Linked DNA regions of Mus musculus: region 2 is linked to region 1. A link is a contact called in ENCODE Hi-C or POLR2A ChIA-PET data. All regions are on one chromosome and are shown on one strand. The core of a region is the stretch at or near the end of the contact, and the rest is flanking DNA. Distances in the headings are between cores, read along the strand shown. Region 1 holds the start of Xpo5 (exportin 5). Region 2 holds the start of Polr1c (polymerase (RNA) I polypeptide C).

Region 1 (2,685 bases), core at 62-2,561:
TGCTGTCCTTTTAGCTGTATTTTTAAGATGCGAAAATCTAGATTAGTAATACTGACACTCTCCATTTAGATATTAGTCATGTTAATACTAAACTGGATCTAAGAGAGTACAAAAAAAAATGCTAGAGATATACCCATACAAGTTGAATGTCAACCCCTAGAATTAGCTTTCAAAACTAAGGGTGCCAGGAGGAGTCAGTGAACAAGCAAATCTGTGTATCATCTGAGTTTAGGTCACAGGCCTATTCGGGATCACTCTGGTGCTCTGTTTCTTTGCCTATGTAAAATTCTTCACAATCAAAGACAAAGCAAACAGAGTTGTTTGATTCCAAATCCTGTGCCACATACATCTATATGTTGGCGCTTACTCTAATAGAGAGAAGCTCTGTTGAAGGTATTAGCGTTCCCAAATAGCAAAAGCTGAACTAGACCCTGGCGCAGAGAGCACCCGGGACGCAAGAGAATTACTTCCAGGAAACCAAAGTGCCCCGGTGCAAATAAATGCAAAGCCGGTGGTAAAGCTCGTCTTCGCGCAAAAACAGCCGGAGACTATCTCACAGGTATAAACGAGGAAGGAGCGTCACAAATTAGCCCAGAGATGGCCAAGACTCGAAAGATAGAGGTATGTAAGGATGTAAGAAAATGGACACACGGGGATCTAGAATCAGCACAAGTCTGGAGTGATCAGCAGGGAAGAATGAAGGTGGCACTGGGGCAGGAATTTGCACGTGCGCTCCCGGAACGCCAGGGAATGTGGGGTTTGCCCCGGCGTCAGAGCCGGCACAGCCTGCGTGGGTGGAGACCGCGGTGTGATCTAGAGTGAAGAGAAGTGAGGAGTGGGCAAAAAAGCCACTGAGACATGGCGAGGAGATGTGCAACAGTTAGGGACCCTTGCGTGTGATGCAAAGGCAAGCGCGCAGGCAAGAAAAGACTCAAGTGGGAGGAGGTGAGGGCCGCGACCAGAAGCCACCCTCCCCACGGGCAGTGGGAAGATCAAAGGCCGCATAGGCAGGAGACAAACTGAGTTTGGAGAGGCCGTGAGGGAAGCCTGGGATAGGGTTCTCGGGGCAGGCCCAGGCCGCCAGGACCCCAGCTACCTTGAGGGCTTCCAGCCGGTAGCGCTGGGTAGAGCTGGGGTCCATCATGACCGTCACCGCTTTCACTAGCTCCTCGCACAGCGCGTTCACTTGCTCCATCTCCATGGCTAGAGCCGGGAACCCCACCGGCGTCCCGGGAGCACGAGGTTACGCACAGTTCCCCTGGCGGGACCACACGTTGATACCGGGCCGCGGCGGGCTGGGGGTGGGGAAACGGGAGGGAGGAGCGTGAGTCCCAGAAGTTGGAGCTGGGAAGAACCCAGCGCTGCGCATGCGCCGGAGCCGCCACGGCGCATGCGCGCGCGGAAGTGGCCGCTTCGGGTGACGGCCGCGCCTGGCGGGGCGGGGCTGGGGAACGGAAGTTCCGCGGTGCGCAGGCGCGTCAACCGTCCCTCGCGGCGCGCGCGGTGCTGAACTCCAAATTTCCTCTGGGCTTGCTGTGGGGCGTAAACCTGCAGGCTGGAAGGGCTGTTGGCTCGGCGGGAGCCTAGGGCTACCTACTCGGATCTGTGTTATCAGATTACACTCACTTGCTCCTGGGAAGGCGACGACGACATCTAGACGCTGTCATTGGACTCCGCCCGGAGCCCGCAGCTTCGCTCTTGGCAGTTTTGACAGGTGTCGCCTTGGTAAGGACATTAAAACACGGCTCGGGATCGCTATATCGGATGGCTTTTGAAGCCTTGGCTGTCGCTTTTACTTGGGGGTGACTGGGCCGAAATGAAAAGCATGCTTACTGGGAGAGAAGGCTCTAAGAGTGTCTCTAAGGAGAGTTTTCTTGTAGAAAGAGTTTTTCTTGTAATTTTTAAACCTTCCTCTTCACTGGTCCATATTTTCTCGTGCGTCTTACTACACGACCGACTCCCAAACGTGCTTTTGTACAGAATGGGATGAACTGAGATGTTGGAAAACGCATCCCAACTATACCTCTGGGAGGCTGAGGCAGGAGGATTGCTTCCAGTTTGAGGCCAGACTGAGCTGCAAAGTGAGACCCTGCCTCACGAAACAAAACCCATCCCAAATTTACGTAGTCTTTTACGTTTTGGCATTGTGCAGACTTTGCCAATACATAAAAGTACGAAAGGAACACATAAAAGACTTAAGGCTGTATCATCTCTTATCCTGCATATGTTTTAGGAGGTGTTTTTCCACTTAGTAAATTGTTGCCCTTAAATCACAGCTTCGCTTCCAGTTTTACCTCTGATATTTATATTGAATATGGTACTTATCCTGTATTGATTGCGACAATACATTTGCCACCTTCTAGCTTTATCTGTTCCAGTACTACAGAAAAGCCACGCCAGAGCACAAGGACGCCTGACTTAAGTGTAAAAGGTTTCTAAACGTACGATCATTTTGTTTTAGGTGAGGGGCGAGATTTGTAAGGTGTTAATGCTTTGAACATTCAGTATCTTCTTAATTATTTTCTTTACAGTAATTTTGCAGCTTTGTAGTAGTAGTTGCTTGGCACTGTTTTCAATGTGATTGTTTATTTGAAAAATAACTGTTTAAAGTTACAGTTGGGTGCTAGCTCACTCATCTGTATAACCTGTTTCTTGTATTTAAATCATGAATTTCCTGTGTTTCTG
Region 2 (2,685 bases), core at 82-2,581, 45 kb before region 1:
GAGTCCACCAGAGCTCAGGGCTCTGAGTCTGAGTGAAGTCTGGATGAGGGTCTAGATGTGAGGACAGATGTCTCAGAGAAGGCGCCTCACCTGCTTCGGACCTGGGCAGGCTCCACATCAAAGTAGGGTCTGAGGATGTCAATGTTGGCATACAAGCTGAAGGCCCTGGAAGCCTGTCTCTTCCCTGCCTGCCACATCTGAAGGGAAATGGGTATGATGAGACTCTTGGCTCTAGATTGTTATTCAGTCTCGGCGAGATTTACGTGTGGGTCTAAGTGGAAAACCTCGATCAATTTAGGACATGCATAGGTCCTTTTTTTTTTCCCCATTGGCTTACCTGATCTGCTACCTGCCGGCTCAGTTGTCCTTTAAAGCCTTTCATGCCAAGAAACTCCCCATCCTCTTCTTCTGCAGCAGCTGCATCAGCATCTACTTCTTCCTCCCGCAGGCGCTGGTGCAGCTCACCCATGTCCTCGAAGCTGGAGCCTGAGGTATCGTCCATGTTCTCCATATCAATCACAGCCGAACCCCCACCCTGTGAAGACAACGGCTCGGAGAGTGAGGGGCCCTTCCATTGCATCCTCCCCGTTCTCCGCTCAGCTGACAACTTGAGGCTTTGATCTTCCACTGCCGAGGACATGGCTTGGAACTGCCACTCTTTCAGTGGTGGCAACTCTTGGTCGCGTCACTTTTGTGGTCCTGGAAACCCTACTATTTATTTTCAATCCACGTTGTTTTCCTACTTTCCACCTCAAAGCTCCAAAGAGTTGCAAAAGAGCCCATCTGCCATTCCCAATTCTCAAACAAGCCTATTTTTAGGGGGTGCCAGTGGATCCTAGCCTCCAGCCCCCACAGAGAGCCGAGGCCCGCGGGAGCCCTAGTTTGTCCCTTTCACGCCAGCACAAGAGCTACACCCTTCCCCGGGAAGACTCAAAGGGGACAGGCTGCGTTTCAGCGGAGCCGACCTCTAGGCCCCGCGAGAGAGAACAGCAGCCACCGTCCGGACGCCGCCAGCCCGGGGCTGCTGGCAGCAGGCGCGCTCCATACCTGGATGTTTTCTTCGAAGCCTCCCCATTCCGGGCCAGCACCATTTCGGACGCCGCTGGCCGGCGCCGCCGGAGTCGCCATGTCCCTCGAGGCTTCCCGTCGCTGGAGCACGCGCGCGTGGGAAGAGCGTGCGACCCGGGTCCGAGGGAGGGAGAGGTTCAGAGGGGCGACCGCCCGGGCAAGGTGGGGATCCGCCGGGACGCCGAAGGGAGAAACCCGGATGTTTGGCCCCACTTGACGTCCGGAAGTGAAGGACGTGGACAGAGGCGGGGCAAGATCTCGCGACATTCAAGATTGCGGGAGCCCGAGCGTTGCTGCGGAGACGCAGGCGCGGACTCGCCTCCTTTTACAGCGAGTGGCGGAAGATGGCGGCGGCTCAGGCGGTGGAGGAGATGCGGACTCGCGTGGTTCTCGGAGAGTTTGGGGTTCGCAATGTAAGAGATCGGGGCGCGGGAAGGATGAGGGCGGCACGGGGAAGTAGAGGCCTGGTGTGAAGGCTGGCCACACTGCCCTTTCTGTTGGCTCTAGGTCCACACCACGGACTTTCCCGGTAACTACGCCGGTTATGATGATGCCTGGGACCAGAACCGCTTCGAGAAGGTGGGTAGAGCTGAAGGTGCCCAGTCGGCCCGAGGGGCCAGACCTCGCAGGTTGGGGTGGGGGTCGCTGTTTCCATACAACACGCTTGAGCTCCATGGACGGGTCAGACACGGTGGTTGCTCTCGGTGGGATAATGGACCACACAGACAAGTTATTCCAGAATAGTAAGATAGCGGTGAAGATGGCTGGGATATGGTCAGGAATCATTGATGCACTGAATCCAGCTAACTGAAGGGACGTAGTTAAAGGTCAGTGAAGGGAATGGCATTTGAATTAAGCTTTGAACTATGAATAAAAGTTGAGTAGTGAAGGCCTGATTGGAGCTTCATTATATATGATTTTTTTAAAATTCACTTTGAAACTGTTTCTGTTTAGCCCTGGCACTCTCTCTATAGTCCAGGCTGGACTTGAACTCAGCCATCTACCTGCTTCTGTCTCTGCCTCCCATGCACTGGGATTAAAGGCATGAGCCACCACGCCCAATTTAGAATTTTTGAGTAGACTGATAACATTTTGCAATCTTGATAGCCAGGAGGGAATGAATTCTGGTGAATCTGCCAGCTAGTGTATGCAGGCTGAAATTGGGGGCATAGATGAACTCCAGACAGTACTAACGGAGTAAGGCAGGGAGAACTAGACGATTTGCACCAGTGCTCTGGGGAGGCAGTGTGTGAGAGAAAGGACTTTGTAACTTGAGGACCCTAAAACTTTCTTGATATGCGTGTTTGCCTGCATGTGTATTTGTGCACCACTGTGTGTTAGTGATCCCTGCAGTGTGAGGAGAATGTTAGGTCCCACCAGGTGCTGGGAACCAAACCCAGTTCTTCTGCAAGGGCAGTTAAGTGCTCTTAATAGCTGAGCCATTTCTCCAGTGGCACTGGGGAACTGTTGCTGGCTGTGTCGTTTGCCAAGCAGGAGAACAAGAATGAGGGTACACTCAGGTGCCTGCTTGTGAAGTCTATGTGCTTGCTTGAGCCAGGAGCATGGTGGAGGTCAGCCAGGGGATTAGAACCTAGGAGACAGGAACGTTTACTGTGT

The links. Hi-C counts contacts between places; a loop is a spot of excess contacts on that map. ChIA-PET counts read pairs that join two places held with the same protein, here RNA polymerase II (POLR2A).
Region 2: a map of left cerebral cortex shows a loop between it and region 1 (3-fold over the local background). The contact joins the promoter of Polr1c here to the promoter of Xpo5 in region 1. A Hi-C loop is called at or near these places in 10 of 37 maps with a recorded cell type or tissue (CH12.LX, adrenal gland, gastrocnemius and 5 more). POLR2A ChIA-PET finds 5 or more read pairs at or near these places in 3 of 5 experiments (Patski and embryonic stem cell).

What each region holds. Positions count from the first base shown.
Region 1 is chr17:46,201,437-46,204,121 of GRCm38, reverse strand. Xpo5 (exportin 5) reads right to left here and starts at 1,311. Exons shown (of 32, transcript NM_028198.3): 1 at 1,097-1,311. The coding sequence starts at 1,201. It overlaps Polh (polymerase (DNA directed), eta (RAD 30 related)), which reads left to right and starts at 1,481. Exons shown (of 11, transcript NM_030715.4): 1 at 1,481-1,725.
Region 2 is chr17:46,246,691-46,249,375 of GRCm38, reverse strand. Polr1c (polymerase (RNA) I polypeptide C) reads left to right here and starts at 1,331. Exons shown (of 9, transcript NM_009085.2): 1 at 1,331-1,481; 2 at 1,576-1,647. The coding sequence starts at 1,413. Yipf3 (Yip1 domain family, member 3) reads right to left here and starts at 1,296. Exons shown (of 9, transcript NM_145353.2): 1 at 1,048-1,296; 2 at 338-535; 3 at 91-197. The coding sequence starts at 1,128.